Linked DNA regions of Homo sapiens: all the other regions are linked to region 1. The links are chromatin loops, found by intact Hi-C in ENCODE. Cell type or tissue: heart right ventricle. All regions are shown on one strand.

Region 1 (8,000 bases):
TCCAGCTACCAAAATATCACATGGATATTACTGGAAGATTATATAGAGGGAAGGCTCCACAGGCTCAGCTGAGGAAGGGAAGAAATTGAAACTATGGAAACAAATGAGGTGTGTGGGGGTGTGAGAGATTTGGTGACCAGGTACAGGAGTCTGTTGTTCCAGAAAGAGCAGTGCTCCATTCATCAAGCCTTAAGCAGCCAGGAAGATCCATAAGGGAGATCCATAAGGGAGTGGCCACACGGAGTGATCACTCACTAGCAAAAATGTAGTGGGAAGGGGGCTAACCCCCAACCTCCAATCATCTATTTCACTGAGGCCTGAAGATTTACCACAAATAATTCCTTTCCTTGTTGTAAGCTTTGCCGTGCAATACCTTTTTTTTTTTTTTTTTTTTTTTTTGAGATGGAATCTCACTCTGTTGCCTAGGGTGGAGTGTGGTGGCATGACCTTGGTTCACTGAAACCGCCTCCACCTCCCAGGTTCAAGTGATTCTCCTGCCTTTGCCTCCTGAGTAGCTGGGATTACAGGCATGTGCCACCACATCCAGCTGATTTTGTTGTTTTTAGTAGAGACAGAGTTTTGCCATGTTGGCCAGGCTGGTCTCAAACTCCTGACCTCAGGTGATCTGCCCATCTTGGCCTCCCAAAGTGCTGGGATTACAGGGATGAGCTACCGTGCCCACCCCTGTAGTACTTTTATATAGATAAAAATACTTCTGGGAAGGGTAACACTAGAAGTTAAAACTCCAAGAGACTTTGGATATGATTTAGTGCCATGTTTCACTCTACAAAAGAGGAAACTGAGGCCCAGAGAGTTCAAGTGGCTATCTTATAGCAAATTCACAATGAGTCCAGTACTAAAACTCACTTTCAGACTTTTTTGCTATATTGAATCACCACATATGACACTGTGTATTCATTAACATTAAAGCAATTTGACTTCATGTGCCCTTCCTGCGCAGCTGTGGTTCTGATTTAAATATCATTTCTTGAGAGCCACATAGGAGGTTATTGACTCATGTTTCTAGCTATTGCCAAAACAACCACAGTCATTTGGAAAAAAAAAAAAAGCAACAAAAGTTTTGCAGAGATACTTGCTATTAGGTTAATTTGCAAAGCATATCCTGGATGCTTTCCCCTTACCTTAGAACTTTTTGTAAAAGATTCAGGAAGTTTCTGGCATTTTCTCCCTTTTTAACTTTTTCTTCTTTTATCCTGGAAAAGAGTAGAGAGAAGACTGGTGTATAATGAATGTTGAATGATGAGTAAGAATGATTTTCCTTCAAAGTCAGGGTTGGCAGCTGGTCACTCACTGAGTGATAATAGCAATAAAAACAAAAGCTAACACTGATGGACTGCTTACCATGTGCCACACATATTGTTCAAAATGCCTTCATTATTTGATTCAACTTATTTTATCCTTATTATAATGCTACAAGAGGTTGAGCAATTTTCCCAGCTCTTAAGGGCCAGATCCAGGATTCCAACTCCAGCATCTTCCTTTCAGAACCTAGGACAGTAACCACTCAACCACACAGCATTTTGTTATAGAATGTAGCTGATTTCCCTGAACTTTCTTCTTGGTGATCATTGTTACAGTTGCTCCTGTCCTCAATGTTGAAGAATACATATGTAATCTGGATCTCTAAAATTTTATGTGATATTAATTGCTTTACTCTGATGTACAGAGATATTCAGATAAAGGATGTCCTGGGATTATGAGATTGACTAAGATATGGCGATAGAAAAGAGTCCAGGACTTCTCAAGATTGGTGATCCCAGTGTCAAAAACTTTCCAATGGCTAGAAGCACCTCTCTATTTTGTGACAAAGGAACAGTTTATTGTGAGAAATGTTGTCTAAGAGACCAGAGACTCCCCTGTGCCACTTGTGTGCTATGAGACCCTGGGCAAATTACTTTTCTTCCAGAGATCTCAGTTTGGTCCACTTTACAATCATCTTTGTGTTTTCTTCTTGCTTCAATCATTTAGGAATTTAAACATTGTTTTTCCACATGACTCTTCTTGGAGAGTAGAATAGCTAACCCTACATATAGATAAGAGCCAGGGCAGGCTTGGACTTTCACCTCCATGTCCCAAGTGAGCCCTCCTCTTTTGTCTTTATGGTGGGTCAGTGCTGAATGGCAAAGCAGACAGAGCTGCCTCCAAGACAGCTCATCACTGGCAGGAAATCATTCTAGTTCCTGGCATTACACCTACACATTCTCTTTCATTGCCCATTTCTCCACTCCCAGTCATAACAGATGGGGGGCAGGGGGGCGGGTCCTTGTCCTATAGGCCTATTCAACTAGGAAGGTCTGGGGAGTGGAGACAGAGATGTGGAAAGAACTGTAAGAATGGTCCTCAGAGCTGCTTCACAGCTAGTGAGGCTGGATGAAGAGGTGGTCCGTGGTATTAAAGAAAATACGATCATCATCAGCTCAACAACCATCACTTACCCCCAGGTCTCATCACCAAATACAAAAATAGCACCTGTTTCTGTACCTTGCACTCTTTGTTGACACTTCTTCCTCGATTTATTTTCCTGTTAATTTTTCTGTACATGTTAAATACATTTAAATAAGTTCCACTAGCATAAGCATTAAAGCAAGATAAACTTCACTATTCAATTTGCTTTGGGCTATCAGAGATGTCAGTCAAGATTGTGCAAGTAGATGAAGAATGTGGAGATGGGCTTGGGTGGGTGTCACCTGAGGACTGGAAGAGGAAAGGGCAGGAGGAGAAATCAACACCCAGATCATCAATCAAACCCCCCATCTTTTAGGTCACAAGAGTCTCTCTTTCCCATTTTCTAAGAAGGATTTAGTGTGGAAGAGGCCATAAAAGTGTGTTTCTTTGGCATTCTTAAGTCTAAATAACCCGGTTGGGCTGAAAACCTCTGTCCAACACAGTTTCACTGTTAAGATGTGTGAGTGTCAAACCCACCACGGTGGCATGTGCCTGCAGTTTAGCTGCTTGATGCTGAGGTGGGAGGATGGCTTGAGGCTGGAGTTTGAGACAACACTATGCAACAAAGGAAGACTACATCTCAAAAAAAAAAAAAAAGTACGAGAGTCAAAACTACAGAGCCTCAGGTTTCCAGTTAATATGGAATGTGAGAATGAGACTTCCGCCCAATTCCCCAATTCCTCCCTCCTCAGTCTCTGTCGTTTGATTCTTTGGGTATGACAACTTAGCACGTAGAATAAGCTCACTTAATGTTAGTTAAATGGACTTATAAAATTCACAACATTGAGAATTTCGAGAAAATAGGGGCAACAAAAAGAGTAGGAAGGTAACCATGCAAAAAGCCTCCCCACCCTAACCAGCTCATGCACATACATAAAACACAAGAAAGTTAAACAAAATTTCATGATGTAGTTTGTAGTTTGTCTTGGTGAAAGAAATTAAATGATTTGCAATGAATTTCAACCCTTTGGCAGAATTAATGGACCTATTGCTGTGCAGACACTGCTGCTTGAAGGCAATGGAATTGGAAATTTCCATGCACCAGGGCTCCCTGGCCAGCAGATGGCGATGTTTCTTAGTTTTACAGGAAGATGCCAGGCCAGAGGCCGTTAGTTATGCAGGGCGTGTTTATCAGATGGCTGTTAAATCGGTTCAAAATCTGTAAAGGATGGCAGATCAGCTCTTATTTATTTATTTTTACTTAGAGTTGATGAATTCAGTAAAATTTCATGATGGGAGAATGAACGCTGTGCCTTTGTGTTGGGGATGGGAGCAGAGGACGACCAGTATCCAAAATGGTTGGGTAGCTGCGTTTTATCTCTCTCAGTTGCTTTTTAAAATGAGATTCTTCTCGCGCTGCCTTCTAGCAGCCTGGATTTAGTCAATGTGGGACCAAAGGGCACATTGGCAGCAGTTTTGTTCATTTTCTTTTACGTTTCTTTGTAAGTGGGCTTGTCTTCCCGGGTCAACCACTTGGCTCGCAGATCCTGGGGCAGAGGCAAAATCTGGGTGAGGCTGGGTCGGGAGCCAGGGCAGGGCTGCTCAGAGTTGAGGAATGGGAGGGAGGAGAGCTGCTTCTAGGCTCTTTCTCAGCCACGTGGGAGAATTGGAGATGGATCCACTTTCTCCTCCCTGAGCCCAGCAGCTATTGCACTGAGAGCCAGCATCCCTCTGGAAAGAGGCCGAACCATTTTAAGCAGAGGGAAAGAAATTTGTGGAGTAAATTGGTCTTAAAATACTGCCTGCTCTGTGTGCTGACCCATTAAGGGATATGGCACCACTTGGGATCCAGGATATTCAGTTTCTTGATTTGGAAGTGTCACTAGCCTACTGTGTGATGTTGGACTTGTTTTTTCATCTGTAATGTGAACACTTTGATAGAAATCTTACACCCATAGTTAAATTTGTATTCTTCTGAACTAGCAACTCTGGTGATACAGGAGAATTTTTAGATGACCAATTAAGACAGAATATTTAGGGGTGGGACCTTGGCGTGCACCTTTTTTAAACAAGCTGTCCAGTTGATGTAAATGTTCAGGTGGGCTTGAGAACTGTTGCTCTAACCAGGGGATCTCAAAGGGAAGTCTCAGGACAGCAGCATCAGCCTCACCTGAAACCTTTATTATTATGATTATTTTTGATGCAGAGCCTCGATCTGTCACCCAGGATGGAATGCAGTGGCGTGATCTTGGCTCACTGTAACCTCGGCCTCCCAGGTTCAAGCGACTCTCCTTCCTCAGCCTCCCAAGTAGCTGGGATTTCAGGCGCCCGCCACCACACCCGGCTAATTTTTGTATTTTCAGTAGAGACAGGGTTTCACCATGTTGGCCAGGCTGGTCTGGAACGCCTGACCTCAAGTGATCCGCCCCTCTCGGCCTCCCAAAGCGCTGGGATTACAGGTGTAAGCCACCACGTCTGGCCCAAAAGCTTTTCAGAAAAGCAAATTATTAGTTGCCCTAATCAGAATCAGAAATTCTGAGGGTGAGACCCCAAAATCTGTTTTAACAAGCACTCAAGGTGATTTGGATGCAAGCTAAAGCTTGAAACCTACTGTCGTGTTTGGAAGGATGAAACTTCCCCGTACCTTTTGCATAAATGGGGCTGGGGATTACTTCTGGGAATGGGATGTAAACCCGGTGTTATATGTCATTTCCTGGGCTAAACGTTTAGTTGTTCGTGTATGACCTTTCATTTTCTCATCTAGGTAAGTTGTGTGATTTTAAATAGAGAGAAATGCAGCATGCTGGAGCTTCTGCTAGTTTGGACCCCAGAGTTGCTACATTAACATCTTGTAAATGAAACAAAACAAAACAAAAATTTTTATGTTAAATGACTGAAATTTTGTGGCTGTTTGTTCTTGTATTATAGCTTATCCTATCCTGATGAATACAAGTATTAATGCTGTAGTTCTGATGATTTGGTTTGATTAGTGCTGATAAGAAGAGGAGGGACTTCCCCATCCCTCCTCAGTCACCAAACATCCATTTCACAGTTCTTCTAAGAATATATATTTAGGTTTAACATACTGGGATAATTTGAGAAAAGCTTCTATATCTGGTTGTGGGTTGCACGTGCCAAAAATGGGAATGGAATTGAAAAAATATTCAGTCTCATGTCCTGATGTATTCAAATATCTATATTTGGTATTATAGTGTTCAAATATTGGGGTCTGAGTTTGCATCCTTAAAAGTTCTTTCTATAGCTCTGGATTATTATGCTGATACTAAGAATTTGATATTGCTTCTTCCCATTGTAAGAGCTCAAATCTGGGAAGGCATTCTCCTTCTCTTTAGACCTTTCCTAAGTAGACTACTTTGTCTTTCTATGACAGAAACTGCACGTTTTGTGCTCCTTTACTGAGGCGAGTGTCCCTGGACTTGTCCTTTCCCCACCATTGCTTTTTCCTTTGTATATTTATAGCCATCACTCTATTAAGACTGCTTCACAGGGTGGCTACCTTTACTTCCTGTTTTATACTCATTAATAGAAACTTTCTCAGACCTCTGTTTTCATCATTTCTACCATTAATCTTTCTTGACTGTTATTGTTTTGTTTGTCAGACCCCATTACTGTTGTCATCAAAATAATCACCACCACCATCATTAATATTGTCAACATAGTCAACATTTATTGAAATTTTGCTACATCGTTAAGAGTCTGAACTATTGATCATTGATCAAGATATCATATATTTGACCGTCCTTTTGCCCCATCAGTTTGCTCTTCTGCTCTGCTTTGTAACTGTCTGTTACCTTTTCATACTTCTGCAACATGGAATTACTGCCCTGATCCAAGATCCTTTATGTATAGTTTTCTTATTCCTACCTTAGTTCATTTATTCAAAATTATAATGCTCTCTTTTGCTTCATTAAGATATGGCCCTTAGAATCCTGATTTATAAACAGCAAATGCCCAATTCTCATTCCTCTAGGGATCTCTTTGTGACTTATTCCATTTTTAAATTAGGAGAACTCAACAAAAGCTGCTGTTATATCTGCATGAGTTTTTCCCTCTGGAGTTGGTGTTGACGATCTCCCCAGAGCTGATTTGACTAGGTCATTAAGATGGATGAAATAACCATATTGACTGTTTAGTGAGCTGGTTATTTCAGTAATCTTAATGAGAGAATTAGATCGATCCCAAGGTACTCCAAATCCTTATTTGATGATTGACCTAGAAGCAATCAATTGCCCATGTTGCTCTATATGAATTCTCTGCTTCCGTCAACCAGTCTCACTCCCCACACACCCCCTAAACATGAACTCTACAATACACACACACAGGTACATACATAAGAAAACCCATGGGCAGATGCCTTATTGGAGATCAGGCTGGAACACACAAGTAAAAACGTGCAAGGGGATTTCATTTGTGTTTCCAAATGTTACTAGGACTCAGTGCAGGGAAGGCAAGAAGGGGGACTGGTGGCAGAGTCTAACCTTATCACATGATGCATGTGGTCACCGGGGCAGGGTGCTCAAAGCCTGTTTATGTGGATATTGAAGCAGAAGGGAAATATGAAGCTTTAAAATTTACAACACACTCTAATGTTTGTGCTGCTATAACAAAATATCACAGATGGGTAATTTATGAAGAACAGGGATTTATCTTTCACAGTCCGGAGGCTGGGGAGTCCAAGATCAAGGGGCCGGCCTTGGGGTCTGGTGAGGGACTGTTCCATCGATGGTAACTTCTCACTGTGGCGACCTCTCTTAGAGGAAGCTAGAAGAGAAACAAGGGGCAAACTCTCTCTGAAGCCTCTTTTATAAGGACCTTACATCTTAATACCACCACAGTGGGGATTAAGTTTCAACATTAATTTCGGAAGGGACATTACATTCAAACTCTCCATCCAACTCTTGTCTTTGGGAAGTTCATCTATAAGCTGGGAATTGTGACCCTAACCCTACCAACCATACAGGACTTTGTGCTTACTAAATAAGACCCAGATGGAAAGAAACTTTGAAAAGTATAAAGCATTGTAGGAATGAAGCATGATATACTCAAGACCTAATATCGGTCATCAAAAGGAATTCAAATGTGGGAGATAATTTGTCAGTATTGACTAACTTAAAAAATAATTGTTTTCTCTAATTTTTTTAGTAACTTTCTTGACTTCACTTACCCAGATAATAACCTCATATCTCACCCAAACATTTACTTTGCCTGTGTGCTTGCACTTTGAATTTCCCTCTAAATATAAGAAAAAAGAATTTGTGTGTCTGTGTGCACACATATGTGTCTCTGGTGGGCAGAATTTGGGAGTGTGTAGAATCTTGGAAGGGCCCAGGGGCTTCAACTGAATGATCCAATCTGGCTTTGAAGCCACTTATAGGACTCAAAGCTCTAGACTGTCCTGCTGAGACTCACACAGAGCAAGAAGGAGGGGTGAGAAATGTCCATAAGTATTTTCACTCAAACCATGATGCAGGAAAGAAATGCCACAGACTATCAAAGAAACAACTATTGATGTCTCCTGTTTCTGAAGCGCTACAGATTTTAACGTACTAAAATGTAAGTTTGGTGTTTTTTCA
Region 2 (8,000 bases), 970 kb after region 1:
ACACCAATCAAATGTAAATTTGGTCTTTTCACATAGTCCCATATTTCATGGAGGCTTTGTTCATTCCTTTTCATTTTATTTCTCTCATCTTTTCTTTCTGCTTTATTTCATTATCTTCAATCTCTGATATCCTTTCTTCCTCTTGATAGATTTGGCTATTGATATTTGTGTATGCTTCACAAAGTTCTCGTACTGTGTTTTTCAGCTCCATCAGGTCATTTATGTTCTTCTCTAAACTGGTTATTCTAGTTAGCAATTCGTCTAACCTTTTTGCAAGGTTCTGAGCTTCCTTGCATTGGATTAGAGCATGCTCCTTTAGCTCGGAGGAGTTTGTTATTGCCCACCTTCGGAAGCCTATTTCTGTCAATTTGTCAAACTCATTCTCCATCCTGTTTTGTTCCCTTGCTGGCGAGGAATTGTGATCCTTTGGAGGAGAAGAGGCATTCTAGTTTTTGGAATTTTCAGCCTTGTTGCACTGGTTTCTCCCCATCTTCGTGGATTTATCTACCTTTGGCTTTTGATGATGATGACCTTTAGATGGGGTCTCTGAGAGGATGTCCTTTTTGTTGATGTTGATACTATTCCTTTCTGTTTGTTAGTATTCCTTCTAACAGTCAGGTTCCTCTGCTGCGGTCTGTTGGAGTTTCCTGGAGGTCCACTCCAGACCCTTTTCGCCTGGATATCACCAGTGGAGGCTGCAGAACAGCAAAGACTGCTGCCTGTTCCTTCCTCTGGAAGCTTCATCCCAGAGAGGCACCCGCCAGATGCCAGCCAGAGCTCTCCTGCATGAGGTGTCTCTCGGCCCCTACTCAGAGTTGTCTCCCAGTCAGGATAAATGGGTGTCAGGGACCCACTTGAGGAGGCAGTCTGACCCTTAACAGAGCTTGAACGCTGTGCTGGGAGATCCGCTGTTCTCTTTAGAGCTGTCAGGCAAGGACGTTTAAGTCTGCTGAAGCTGTGCCCACAACAGCCCTTTCCCCCAGGTGCTCTGTCCCAGGGAGATGGGGGTTTTATCTATAAGCTCCTGACGGGGGCTGCTGCCTTTTTTTCCTCAGAGATGCCTTGCCCAGAGAGGAGGAATCTAGAGAGGCAGCAGGGCCACAGTGGCCTTGCTGAGCTGCAGTGGGCTCCAGCCACTTTGAACTTCCCTGAGGCTTTGTTTACACTGCGAGGGTAAAACTACCTACACAAGCTTCAGCAATGGCAGACTCCCCCTCCCCCCCGCCACCTAAACTTGAGCATCCCAGGTCAACCACAGACAGCTGTGCTGGCAGTGAGAATTTCAAGCCAGTGGATCTTAGCTTGCTGGGCTCTGAGGGGGTGGGACTCACTGAGCCAGACTACTTGTCCCCTTGGCTTCAGCCCCCTTTCCAGGGGAGTAAACAATTCTGTCTCGCTGGAATTCCAGGCACTACTGGGGTATGAAATAAAAATTCCTGAAGCCCCCATTTTTGTGCTTGAAACCCAGGGCCCTGGTGGTGTAGGCACTGGAGGGAATCTCCTGGTCTGTGGGTTTCAAAGACTGTGGGAACAGCATGGTATCTGGGCCCAGTGCACCGTTCCTCACTGCTTCCCTTGGGTAGGGGAGGGAATTTCCTGATTCCTTGCACTTCCTGGGTGAGGTGATGCCCCACCCTGCTTTGGCTCACCCTGCGTGGGCTGCACCCACTGTCCAACCAGTCCCAATGCAATGAACTGGGTACCTCAGTTGGAAATGCAGAAATCACCCACCTTCTGTGTTGATCTCACTGGGAGCTGGAGACTGGAGCTGTTCCTATTCGGCCATCTTGCCAGCAATCCTCTATTTAATCATTCTTAGGATAATGTACCTTAAGAACAAAAAGAACTGCTCTTAAAATATGTTATATAATATTATTAATTTTGGGGAATCATATTTTTGACAGTGATACTAGTATTGTTTTCTTTTTTTGGTTTGGTTATAGTTGACTTCTATTTCCCATTAAAAAGCTTTATTGAGGTTTAATTCATATATAATACACTGCACACAGTTAAAGCATACAGTTTGGTATACTTTGGTACTCGTATGGATATTTTGGTACTTGTATGTATCGAGGGGTCATTAACTTTTATTGCTGAGAAGTATTCCATTGTGTAAATAAACCACAATTTTCTTGTTCATTCACCTGTTGATGAACATTTGACTTGATTCCAGTTTTTTTACTATTAAAAATAAAGCTGCTATGAAAATGCAAGTCTTTGTATAAATGTATGCATTCATTTGTCTTAAGTAAATACTTAGGAGCAAAATGACTAAGTCATGTAATAGGCAAATTTTTAACTTCTTATGAAAATTACAACTTACTTCCCAAAGCAGTTGGACATGCTATATTCCTTTTAGCAGTGTACAAGGGGTCCATTTCCTCCATAACCTTGTCAACCCTCGACATTTTCAAAACTTTAATTTGTGTTACTATAATTGGCGTTCAGGGTATCTTATTGTGGTTTTAGTTAGCATTTCCCTAATGGCCAGTTTCCTTAGAAAATCTCCTCCACATCTCTAGTTGCTTTTGGCAGGTACATTTTCTTAAAATATACTTGAATTCTAAAATGTAATGTCTCTTTTAACATAACTATGTACACTCTTACTACAATTAATACAATTTGAAACAAAATAAATTAACAGTAAATTCCAGTTTTATTCCATTTGCAAGACTGTTTTTTTCAACATGTGATTACCATAGAATATTTCTGTAGAGACTAGAGCTGTGAAAAATGTCTGATTCTCCAGGTGGTGGGTCCTGTTGTTCCCATTTACCTTAGCAGGTGTGTAATGGTAATATAATATATTATAGATGTTCTGGTCTGTTTTTTCCTCCTTCTTTAAGAAAAAATAAGACATCCAGGTCCTCATCATTTTATTAATCAAATATTTCTCAGGATGTGAAAAAAAAGAAAAAGGAATATAAAAGCAGTGATATGAAATAGGTAATGAAAGATGTTAAAATAAGAAATGAGATAATGGAAAAAAATAGAAGAGTAAATAAAGAATGGTGGCTGAAAATACTGGGGAGAAAAGTAAATGAAACATAGAAAAGTGAATAAAATTTAGAAAAAAGTCAAAGAATGTGAGAATAAGCCTAAACATCTAGCAAAGCCAGTTGATGAGGTCCCCTTGAGGAGAGTGGAATGGTATGGAGGGAAGGGCAGGGCAGGCCATGAAATCCTCTTGAGTACTATTCCTTCCTACTTGATTCCATTGCCTATGCTCCTTGATCCTCAAGTTTTGCTTCTGTATAATAAGGTTAATGATATCTGCTCCAGGTGATTGTTATGAAGATTTTTTTAAAAGGTGTATTAAAGATTCTGATGCTCAGTAATTAATGGTCCCTAACCTATACAAGGAGATCCACTAGGGAAACTTGAAAATTCAGTCAGCAATAAGAGAAGCCTTATTACAGAGTCCATTGGCAGAAAGTCTGCATTGAAACGGGTTGGGCAAAAGCAGCAATTTATTCATGTCTTACAAACATGGTCTTACAAACATCATACAGAGCTGGCACAAAAGAACAGACACTGTCTCACACACCATGCTTCCTTCCAAAACACTTCTATTGAGTTACAACATCAGAACAAATCAATTACTGAGTTACACAGTTCTTCAAACATGTATACCTCCCCATTTGGGTGGTGAGATTGGCTAATCAGACAAACAATTAATTTACATGTTTAATACAGTGCAGGATTTGTAACAGGATTCAAGATATTCACATTGATATTGTAATACATTCTAAAACAGTACATTTTCAGAAATGATGAAATTAGGTATTAAGATCTCCCTGCCTGTTTCAATTCCTTTGTTGTTTCTTTTCTCTTTTCTGAAAACCAGTTGCAAATAGTTTTACTCAACTTTTCACACTCAAAAACACTTTAAATTTTAAAAGCTAAAAACTATTTACAAATTATCCATTTTAATTTTAAAAATGTTTGTTGTTGGTTTCATTGTTCCATGTTAAAAAAAAAAAAATCGGCCTCGTCCAACAACCATACCTCAGCTGCTACCACCATTAACTTCTGGCTGCCGTGAAGAATACTTAGAATTGGCCCCTTACAACTTTTCAGAGGTCCAACATATATTCTGTTCCACGGCCCATGATACCAAATGCACATACATAAAATGGCCATTTGACTTCCCCAAACTACACACCTACTACAGTTCATTTCATGTTGCTTTCACAGAGATGCCGAGTGGAGCAAGATGCTGTGAGGTGACTTTGTAGTGGAATGAAGACAATGATTGGGAAATATGCTTTTTTAATCCCAAAGTCATTTTAAAGCACAAAAAAGAGGTTGATTTTTAATCTTTGTACATACAGAATGTAATACATTTTCTTTACATTAGGCATAGTCATAAAAAGCATGTATAAGTTGTTTGGAAAATGCATTTTTCATAGAATTTACAAACACTGTGATATCAAACACATTCTCAAAAACTGCTAAAGTACTGACACAAAACCTGACTCAAAATGTAAATTTTTCAGTAGACTTAATTTCTAACTTGCATATTTAATAATTCAACTGTACTCAAGTTCCACTCATACTTCTCTAAGAACTCAAATATAGTGACATTACTCTCAAGCTAATTCTTTTCAAATAATCACAGGGTGCAGCTTTAATCTAACAGGTTCTGAATGAATTTCAGAACCCTGGCACTGGAAAATGATACAAGACACAAGTCTGTAAACTGCTCTATAGACAACAGCTCAAGACAAATTAGCCTAGAAAAGATAGTGAAACACATTCTTTGTTGTGCTAATTTGACAGCCTAAGCATATTTTGCGTGAACATATGTAAATTATATTAGAATTGCTCTTGAACGATTTTGTAGTCTTACATTTGTTTGTTGGTTAAGTAACACTTTTTATCTGGCAATGTAAAAAATCTTCACAGTCTTTTCAAGTAGCATCTTAATCTTTTCTGGGGGACAATAAATTAAATGAAGACTTAGGTGGCCATGCCGACTCTGGGTACAAACGATGGCCTTAAAAGTACACTTGCACACTATACCTATTTCCTATAAGAAAATTGCACTTCTAACTGGATTTCTAGTTGAAGTTTATTTCTTTATTCACTAACTAATTCAACAATTTCACAAAGGTACATAGGGATTTCTCAGGCCACACTGAGGCTTGTGACAGGCAGTGAATAATCCAAGGCCATGGTTCTTATGTGAGGTTATATTTTACAAAATTTTGACTCACATGTAACCTTAGGGGGGAGAAAAATTATATTTCAGCCACAGTGTTCTCAACTCAGCCCTTTGATAAAATAATTTCTCAGCTTGTTCACTGTCCTTTTGAAATGAATCTGAGTTACTCTTATGATAAAATTGCATCAAATAATTACAAACCAAACTGAAATGACCAGATACTTTTATATGCAGGACAACCATTTGCACATGACAGAATTAATAAATACAAACTGGAGGACATTTTTTTAGTATCTTTGGATTTAAAGAAAAATTGATTTCCCCAACCTGAAGATAAATGGATAAATTTTCACAAGGCAAGGCATACTTTTCGTTTTTAAATCTTAATCACATTAACTTTTTGTGACATGTTCCAATGAGATTGTCACATTTATAATTTGGGATTCTGGCACAGTATTCATAAAATGTCTGACTATTCCTAGTTATATCACTGGTAATCTGAAGGAGATATTGAATATCTTATGAAAATTTATCCAACTCTTCTAATAAATAGGGAAATTATCATAATACACATTTGAAGTTACTTTCTGGTCTACTAATTCAATCCATTTCTAGCAACAACAACAACAACAAAAAGGTAGCTTGATTTCCCAAGCTTGCAATCCAATATAGAAAGAAAGAAAATTTCTCCTTGCCTAGTAAAAACCTTTAAGTTCCAACTCACGGCTAGGATGCTAACCATCACAGAGCACGTGCCACTTGGCAATTTGTCTCCTGGGGTAGTCACAGATCTCTTTCCAGTGCTCTCCACCAGTTCCTTCTGCTGCTGCACCCAAGACTAACTGCCCGATTACCTCATTTCGGGACCCCCTTTCAGAATCCAAAACCAAAAATTCAACACTTATATCTTCAAGGCCCTCACAAGGAATATCAAAGACAAACAGCTCATTGAACACTGCATTGGGGGTGCATTTCTTCACATGAGTCTTCTTCTTGGAGATTCTCTTTTTGGCATGGTACAGGTTCACTTTGACATAGGGATCTGCAGTGGAACATAACAGGCATTACAATGGCATAACTGGGCTGGAGAGCTGATATCAAGATAACAGTGCCCTTAGAGATCATGGCATGCCAATGACATGTGGTTACCAGGAAAATAAGTCAAAACAACAGAAAAATATGGATAAAACTTGGCATTTCTCTTGTCAACAGAATTGAAAATAAGGAAGAATATGGAAAATAAGAGAAAAAAGTTCTAAATTAGAGAATAAGGGAAAAAATTAATGATAGGAAAAGAAGTAACACAAAAGGAAAGAAAATAGAATGTTCTATGGACCCATTCTGATTACTATTAACTTACTCCAGAGAATAGGATAGAAGGAAAAAAATATATTAGACAACATGTAGCTTTACTGACTTGTATGACTTTGGGTGAGTCTATTTCCCTGACTTTTGGCTGTGTTTTCCATCGAATGAGGATTTAGAGTCCACAATGGCAATATTCTTTTTAGTTTTAACTTTTATGAATTTCTTTAGTCACAGGCTGGATTTGCTTTCTGTTTCCTAGTGTTGAGCTTCTCTGTGTCATTGTTAGTATGTAGATTTTAAGTTCATGCTACTTTATCACAATTACTTTTGCCTTTTTCTGGTGGCACCATATGAGTTAATTTTAGCTTCACAATCTAATCTTTTAAGACCATGTTTTCAACTCCCATCATTAAATAATAATAATATTATTAGATGATATCTGAAGAAGTATGTATTTCTAGTTCTCACAAGGCCCCTCAGGATGAGTAGCATTATGTCCAGTTTGTACAGTTTAAGAAACATACCCAATCATATTTTGCTAGTGAATGGAAGGGTTAGGATTTGAACTCAGGTAATTTTAAACTGTAGCTTATTTTGTTTCTCATTGTGCTATACAACATAAAATTGGCGTTTTGTTTCATTTTTTGTAAAGCTAGTCATAAAACTAAAAGCTAACTTTTATAGCAGATACATAAGGTATTAGAGAAAAGATAGAAGAGTAAGAGTAGGTGGGCTCATTTGCAGTCAAATACATTCCAATCATACAGTGAATCTGAATATTTCAGAAGCATTCTTACCTGAAAGTCCGGACACATCAGATTTAGGCAGATGTCGAGCTTTTAAGACAACCACAGTTAGAGTGTTTGTGGTGGACTGATAGCAGAGAGAGATCAGTAACTCACCCCGTCCTGAAGACTTCTGCAGAAAGAGAAATGTGATATAAGTATTTCTATCTTTTTAACTTTGAAGTGTGTACTTTCATTAAAGTTTAAATAACATCGTCATTTAAATATAATCTTACTTATTTTTATTTTAATATTCTAAGGAATTGAAGAGTAACTAAAAGCTTTTGAGCAGTACCATCGCTGCTTGAAAAACCACTGCCTGCCATCTTGTGGTCTTGTTTGGTACTACAGGAAGTTAAAATTGGCAATAAATTGGCCACACCCATTACTTAGAAATGTTTAAAGGATATTTAAATTATATCCTACACAGGATTATTTTTGGCTTTTGGTTTTTAATAACATCTCTACTTTTCAAAGTTATTAATAGTAATAAAGCTTATCTAATTCTTTGCATGAGTATGTGTTGGGTCAAATGACTACACATACTCATGCAAAAAATTAGATAAGTTTGATTTGATTTCAAATTCTTTAGCACCGACATATTGAAATTTGAACTCAGACCCAGTGAGAATTATTCTGATCCCAACTACATTCCTGGCCCAGAGGGATAATGGAGTTAAAATTCTCTGCCTCTTTCACAACAGCAAGTTTCCATTTAAGCCAAGGAATGAATTGATCTT
Region 3 (8,000 bases), 180 kb before region 1:
TTCTCTACACCCTAACAAAGTGCTTTTGCATAAATTATCTCATTCTGATTTTTCTTTCTAAATTACAGAAGTCTTGTTCAACAGGAAGGGTAGATTTTATTGTATATATTTTAAAGATCATAAAGCTGATATTCAGAGAAATTATTTAAAGCCACCATGAGCTCCAGTTCTAACATATGAAAGCTCATTTTAACTCCCTTGAAGTGCTTTCTCCCTCTATGATATTGCAGTGCCTATCTTCTACTATGATGGAGTGTCAGACAATAGAATGGAAAAGGAAGTTAGACTTTTGGCTAGAAAAGTTTAGCCATAGTCTTGAGAATGGGCTTTTGTGCTACCTGTCTTAAAGATGAACATGGTAGACTAGAACCTACTTGGGGTCAGACAGAATTTGGTTCTTAATCCAACTCTGCAACTTGCTAGCTGTGTAATCTTTGCAAGTTACTTAATGCCTCTGATTCCCAGTTTCACCTACTATAAAATGGAAAAATTTTGAAGAATTGTGACAATTTGAGATGTGCATATAATTTTCTTGGTTTTGGTATTTCTGATTATTAACACCTCACACTTGCTCTCTCCATTTTCAGGACAAGGAAAGCTTAAATAAGAAGATAATTCAGGCTATACATACAAGTGTTTACACACAGTTTGGCTTGGGGTTAAAAAAACAAAACTGATATAATTCTGATAAGCAATAATTTTTATGTTAACAAACAGCTTATTGATTCAGTCAAATCTGGGTTTTCCAAATAGGGGTTTATATGAAGATAAAGTCTCATTTCATTGAGTTCTCACACCTGGCTGTCTAATACACTCATCTGGAAGGTTCATCTGGGGGACTAGAAAACAAATGAAGCAAGAAGTGGGATGTCAAGAAGTATGGAAGGTCTCATCAGAGTTTTACCCTAATTGCAAGGTGGCAAATTGTTCTACCACAATTTCATGGGCACTGGCAGAACACATGAGTCTCCTGAGTCAGAGACAAAGGATTTTATTGCTCACAGCAAAGCTAGCAGCATGAGCCTCATGTTCATGTCAGTTTCTCTTGGCCCTCAAGTTCAGAGGCAACATGGAGTAGCCTAGGTAGATGCTGCACACATAGTGAGTGTCACAGATGAGAAATCTTGAATTTAGGAAACCCCAATAGTTTATTAATGGACTGCAAGCAAACTTGCCCTTCCTTTTTGCAGAGAAAGTCATTATCTTTATTTACTAAGCTACAAACTGTTGCGGGAAGTCAGGGACTCCGAATGGAGGGACCTGCTAAAGCTGTGACAGAAGAACATAAATTGTGAAGATTTCATGGACATTTATCACTTCCCCAATCAATACCCTTATAATTTCCTATGCCTGTCTTTACTTTAATCTCTTAATCCTGTCATTGTAATCTGAGGATGTATGTCGCCTCAGGACCCTGTGATGATTGTGTTAACTGCACAAATTGTTCATAAAGCATGTGTGTTTGAACAATATGAAATCTGGGCACCTTAAGAACAGGATAACAGTGATTTTCAGGGAACAAGGGAGGTAATCTTAAAGTCTGGCTGCCTGTGGGCCGGGCAGGACAGAGCCATATTTCTCTTATTACCGAAAACAGGTAAGAGACATATTGAATTCTTTCCCCAACAAGGAATATTAATAATTAACAGCTGTGGGAAAAGAATGCATTCCCATGGGGGTCTCTAAAATGGCCACTCTGGGGGCGTCTGCCTTATGCAGTTGCAGATAAGGGATGAAACACACCCTGGCTGCATGCAGCACCCCCAGGCTTGCTAGGATTAGGAAATTCCAGCCTGGTGAATTCTAGTCATACCGGTTCTCTGCTCTTGAACCCTGTTAAGATGTTTATCAAGGGCAATGCGTGCACAGCAGGACATGGAAGTTCATGGGTGATTCTAGTTTTGCCCTGACCTTGTAATCTCGCCCTGACCTTCTGTCTGTGATCTTTTGTCGCCCTTGAAGCATGTGATCTCTGTGACCCACACCCTATTCGTACACTCCCTCCCCTTTGAAAATTGCTAATAAAAACTTGCTGATTTTACAGCTCAGGGGGCATTATGGAACCTGCCAACATGTGATGTCTCCCCAGGACACCCAGCTTTAAAATTTCTCTCTTTTGTACTCTTTCCCTTTATTTCTCAAACCGGCTGACACTTAGGGAAAGAGAAAAGAACCTACATTGAAATATTGGGGGCTGAATTTTCCCCGATAACAAATAAACCTGCCTTTGGCTCTGGAGGGAGTGATCTTCTAAGGCTGTTAGCTATACAAACATATTTAGGAAGACAGTCAAGAACAAAGGGAGTTGGGCCTCTGTTTCTAAGATATGCAGAAACAAGAAAGAGCCATAGAGAATTGTCTCACTGCAAATGACATACACATTCTTTGTTGATGAAATAATATCCGCTAAAAGCCTACTGTATATTAAGTGCTGTTTGTTTTACAACGGCTCAGTGACAAAAGTCAATACATTGCTGTATTAGTCCATTGTCATACTGCTATGAAGAAATACCCAAGACTGGGCAATTTATAAAGAAAAAGATATTTAATGGGCTCACAGTTCCACGTGGCTGGGGAGGCCTCACAATCATGGCAGAAGGCGAAGGAGAAGCAAAGGCATGCCTTATATGGTGGCAGGCAAGAGCACGTGTGCAGGGGAGCTGCCCTTTATAAAACCATTGGATTTCATAAGACTTATTCACTATCACGAGAACAGCATGGGAGAAACCCGCTGCCATTATTCAGTTACCTCCCACCGGGTTCCTCTGACGACATGTGGGGTTATGGGAGCTACAGTTCAAGATGAGATTTAGGTGGGGACACAGCCAAACCACATAGAATCAAGAGTTCTTTGGTAACATCCTCCAGAATTTCTCTCCTTTGAGAATACAGATGAACGTTTCTAGATTGAGCTCACTTTCTTTTACTGGTAAACTTGCCAGACTTAATGTTTTTAAGGTTTCTCCCTCCCCAACTTTTAAAAATATTTGCCATTGAGCACTTACTATGTGCTAGGCACACTGAAGCTTTTCATGACTTAGTGCCTGCCTATCTCTGTTTTACAGATAAAGAAACTTCTGCCCAAGTGTTAAGGCAGCTTAACCAGGGTTACATGGGTGTAGACTGTTGCCAATCTCAACTACGAAAAAAAGCAAAGTGTGTCTTTGATGCAATTTTGCCTTCTTGAAATATATTTACCTTCTTCAAATACTTGGAGGGGGAGGAATGAGTACAAATGGAATGGGGAAGTGAGAAGCAGAAACAGAAAAACTGAGAAAAAAAATTCTCTTCACATTTTTTAGTCACCATTTAAGCTGCTATATATACACAGTGTGCTTGGGGAAAGCTGTAAAATAATTAATAGTGCATGGGAGGAACATTTGTATTTCAATTGTCTACATTTAAGGAACGCTTTGCATATCTGTTCAAGGCTTCCAATCATGGCCTTTAACATGAATGAGGGAGGAGGAGACAAAGGAGGCCCAGAGGCTAGAGAAAGCCTCAGACAGGGCACATCAATCGCCATAGAATCCCAGACCTGACCTTGTTGCCAAGCCTCGAAGTCCAAGTCTGGTTATCTGTGTTTTTTCACTGAGAATGAAGTTCTGTTTGTGGCCTCTTCTGTGGTTTACCCATGATTGCATCAGAACGGTGCCCATAATTTTCCTTTATAATTGGCTTATGTGGGCCACATGCAATAAAGGTTATTGGACTCTAACCAGTCACTTCATAAACTTTCAGATGCACTAATTAGGTTTATATGTGCCACAATCCTAGAAGGAGAGAAAACCAATAACTTTCAGCCAAAACTTATCTGAATTCTCAGGGCCTAGAGAATTCTGCTTTGTTAGAGTAAAAATTAGCTTTCATCTTTCAAGTGCAGCTATGAACTAATAATAAAGACCCTGAGGGTTTTCAGTACTTCATATTTTTCACCCCTGTAGCTAAGAAAGTAGACAGAATAGGCACTATTATCTCCAATTTCATGCACGAGGCCGCTGATGGCAGTTTAAATGTCTTCCCAGAAGCCATTCAGCTAATTGTTGGTAAAACTGAAACCAGAAACAAAATCCTTCCACTAGATGGCGGTGCTCACTAAGCTAGAGGCTTGGGTGGTCCGGCCAACTGTCTAGGGCTTGTTTCTCAGCACAGAAGCCTGAAACGTTTTTTGTTTTTTTGTTTTTCCCCTGAAATAACTAAAAGAAGAAAGCTACATTATATGTTCTAAGATTTTCCATAACTTCTCTCCATTCCACTATAATTTAATGTGGTTAGTATCATAATGCGTATCTGAACAGGGTGTTTCTGGAATAAGCTGCTCTTTTTATAGAGGATGGTGTTTTGGAGGCAGTATTTATAAAGTAAATTTCTGAAGATTGGGTTGTATTTTATACTTTAATTTACATGATTAAAATGGATATGGGCATCAAGAAAAGAAATCCTACGTCTCATACAAAATATGGACTTACAGAAACAAAGATAAGGACTTAAAATAATACTGTTGAAAGAAAATCATACCATTTGGATACGGTCTAGATAACAAGAATCACTCAGAATAAATCCCAAGGAAAAATACTGTCTTGAAACTTCATTCCCCCTGATTTGCAGTTGTACGAGGAACAATGTAATAATATGTAAAATTCTAGTTTCTCTGTGTTCAGTTAATATGCTCATTCTATTCTAAATATTCTTTAAAAGCAACCCTGTTAAGTTTATAATATAAAAAATATCAGCCATGTGTTGGGTTTAATATATGTTACTGTGCTGCTACCTGTTTGTTGACAGTTTGCATATTAAGTATTTCTGTCCTGGTACTGTTGAGACTTGCTTTTCAAAATAACCTTGTGTTTTCTATTTAATAGACTTATTTTTTAGAGTAGTTTTAGGTTTACAAAAAAATTACACAGAAAGAGAGCTTTTTATCCTTCTCCCCCAAGTTTCCTCATTGTTAACATCTTACATTTGTGTTGTACATTTGTATTACTCAGTTCTCATGTTGCTAATAAAGACATACCCTAGACTGGGTAATTTATAAAGAAAAAGAGGTTTAATGGACTCACAGTTCCACATGGCTGCGGAGACCTCCTAATCATGGCAGAAGGCAAAAGAGAAGCAAAGACACATCTTACATGGTGGCGGCAAGAGAATGCATGCAGGGGAACTGACCTTTATAAAACCATCAGGTCTTGTGAGACTTATTCACTATCACAAGAACAGCACAGGAAAACCTGCCCCCAGGATTCAGTGACGTCCTGCTGGGTCTCCCCCACAACATGTGGGGATTATGGGAGCTGCAATTTGAGATGAGATTCAGTTGGGGCACAACCAAACTATATCAATATTTGTTAAAATTGATGAAGCAATATTGATGCACATTATTGTTAACTAAAGTTGATAGTTTAAGGTTTACTCTTTGTGTTATACAGTTCTATATTTTTGAAAATGTATAGTGTCATATATTCACCATTATAGCATCATACAGAATAGTTTCACTGTCCTAAATGTTCCCTGTGCTCCATCAATAGAACGCATTCCACCTTCTTGCAGCCCCCAGACCTTGGGAATCACTGGCCTTTTTACTGGCTCTATAGTTTTGCCTTTTCCTGAATGTTGTATTATTGGGATCACAGAGTAGTTATCCTCTTCAGACCGGCTTCTTTCACTCAGCAATATGTGTAAGATTCCTCCATGCCTTTCATGTCTGCTGGCTCTTATTTAAAAATTGCTGAATAATACTCCATTGCATGAATGTACCATAGTTTATCAATTCATTTGGTGAATTGCTATGAAGTTTGCTTCTAATTTTTCGCACCTATGAAGAAAGCTACTATAACTATTATATGGACACAAGTTTTCAACTCACTTTGATAAATATTTAGGAGCATGATTGCTGGATAGTGTAAGTAATAGGAAAGAGATATGCTGGGTAGGTAAGAGAATGTTTAGTTTTATAAGAAACTGCCAAACTGTCAAAGTGACTATGATTTTGCATTCCTAACAGCAATGAATGAGAGTTCCTGTTGTTCCATATCCTCACTAGCATTTGGTATTGACAGTGTTCTGGATTTTAGCCATTCTAATAGGTATGCAGAGGTATCTCGTTGTTGTTTTAATTTGTAATTCCCTAATGACATAAGATGTTGAATATGTTTGCAAATGCTCATTTGCCATCTGTATGTCTTCTTTGGTGAGGCGTCTGTACACATCTTCTGCCCATTTTTAAATTGGGTTATTTGTTTTCTTATTGTTGAGTTTTAAGAGTTCTTCGTATATTTGGAGTACATGTCCTTTAATAGATATATCTTTACAAATATTTTCTCCCAGTCTATGGCTTGTCTTTTAATTCTCTTTAAAGGACTTGTTTCTTAAGACCTATTTTAAAGCTAATGGGAACATTTGACTCATTTGACATAGAAAAAGATCTTTTCCTGTAACCTCTTCATTTGTAAGAAACCTCTGGATTTCAAGTCAGGCTCTGCTTCAAGATAAAGGAAGACAGTTTCCTCTCTCAGCGTCAATTTTCTTATGTGTAAATACAATAACTTGAGTTGGGTTATTTCTAAGATTGCTTGTAGCTTGAATATTGCATGATTCTATTTGATGACTACGGATTATGAGCAGACAAGGATTTTTTTTACAGCTCGTATTCTCTACAAGAACGTTATTACTGGGGATCTTTCTAATTCTCCACATATATTGATGTCAGAAATGGAGATTTCATTCTTCCTTGGATTGGATGCTATTTAATCCTATCTTAAAATGTTTATAATTTTGTGTAAAGGACTTATGCTGTCCTACAAAGCAAAATTTACAGACACACAAACAATGAAATAGAACCTGACTTGGTAAGGTTAGAGAAAGCAGAGTTAAGGGCAATTAGAAACTCTGGAGTATTCAAGAAGGCTGTTTTAGGAAGTGTGGTGGAAGTCAGCCTTGAAGATGATACTTAACATTTAGTTTTGGAAGGAAAAAAAATGAGGCATTTTTTTCTGCCCTTCACATCAAGATATTTGGGGTTAGGCTAACACTTTCAAGTACACATGGAATAAACAGAGACTTTGGACTTGGAAATCCAAAAATGAGAGACTGAGTCATGGAGAGAAGAACGATTCATCAGTGTATTCAGAGTATTTTTTTTTTTTTTGCGATGTCTCGCACTGTCGTCTGGGCTGGAGTGCAGTGGCACGATCTTGACTCACTGCAGCCTCTGCCTCCTGCGATTGAGAACCTCAAGCGATTCTCCTGCCTCAGCCTCCCCAGTAGCTGGGATTATAGGCACCTGCCACCACACCCAGCTAATTTTTTGTATTTTTAGTAGAGACGGGGTTTCACCATATTAGCCAGGCTGTCTCAAACTCCTGACCTCGTGATTCACCCACCTTGGCCTCCCAAAGTGCTGGGATTACAGGTGTGAGCCACCACACCCGGCCTCAAAGTGTTTTTTCTTAATTTTAGTTGGCTTTGAGTATCCTCTAGGGTTTGGAGTTAGCTTGACTTTGGAGCTTGCTTCCCATTTTTCCCTTTGCCGGAAAGTATCCCGTCCCCAGTCTTGCATCATCACCTGATCCCAGTGCCATCTCCTCCACCAAACCTTCCTAATACCATCTCAGTAAAAAGAGTTATTATTTCCCCAAGATCCTAATCTATTTTGCCTGTCCTTGCCTGTTTCTTTGAAATCTTTTCCTACACATTCCTCCTTGTACTAGGCTCTTGTCCACAATCAAGCTCACCCTTTTCTTAGGGTTTTTTCAGTAGCTCTTACAGACTTATAAAACTCTGCCTACAAAGTTCCTCAGGCCTGGCAATTTTTTGTCATTAAAATCTCAGCTGGCTGGGCATGGTGTCTCATGCCTGTAATCCTAGCACTTTGGGAGGCTGAGATGGGTGAATCACCTGAGGTCAGGAGTTCAAAACCAGCCTGGTCAACATGGTGAAACCCTGTCTCTACTAAAAATACAAAAAACTGGGTGTGGTGGCACGTTGTTGTAATCCCAGCTACC

What was found. A loop is a pair of places that touch in the nucleus more often than their neighbours do. Peaks named below come from ENCODE experiments on the same cell type or tissue, not always from the same donor. Only the 100,000 strongest peaks of a DNase experiment are listed, where the experiment ranks them.
Region 2: it touches region 1 in a loop (8-fold over the local background); 65 of 110 quality-filtered maps call a loop at or near these places.
Region 3: it touches region 1 in a loop (3-fold over the local background); 26 of 110 quality-filtered maps call a loop at or near these places.

Annotation. Positions count from the first base shown.
Region 1 is chr18:42,295,412-42,303,411 of GRCh38, forward strand. The region is part of intron 3 of LINC00907 (long intergenic non-protein coding RNA 907); the gene reads left to right. Among named protein-coding and RNA genes, the nearest start is that of LINC00907, 110 kb to the left of the region's middle. In heart right ventricle, CTCF peaks have their summits at 3,529 (motif pointing right) and 3,734; DNase peaks (open chromatin) are centred at 3,550 and 4,016; H3K4me3 peaks cover 585 bases; H3K27ac peaks cover 849 bases.
Region 2 is chr18:43,264,440-43,272,439 of GRCh38, forward strand. It overlaps SYT4 (synaptotagmin 4), which reads right to left. Exons shown (of 4, transcript NM_020783.4): 3 at 7,273-7,393; 4 at 3,453-6,209. The coding sequence ends at 5,902. Among named protein-coding and RNA genes, the nearest start is that of SYT4, 9.0 kb to the right of the region's middle. In heart right ventricle, CTCF peaks have their summits at 7,583 (motif pointing left) and 7,790; no DNase peak of the experiment used is centred here.
Region 3 is chr18:42,110,443-42,118,442 of GRCh38, forward strand. No RefSeq gene overlaps it. Among named protein-coding and RNA genes, the nearest start is that of LINC00907, 72 kb to the right of the region's middle. RefSeq lists an enhancer at 3,383-3,522. In heart right ventricle, CTCF peaks have their summits at 4,083 (motif pointing right) and 4,288; a DNase peak (open chromatin) is centred at 4,069; H3K27ac peaks cover 467 bases.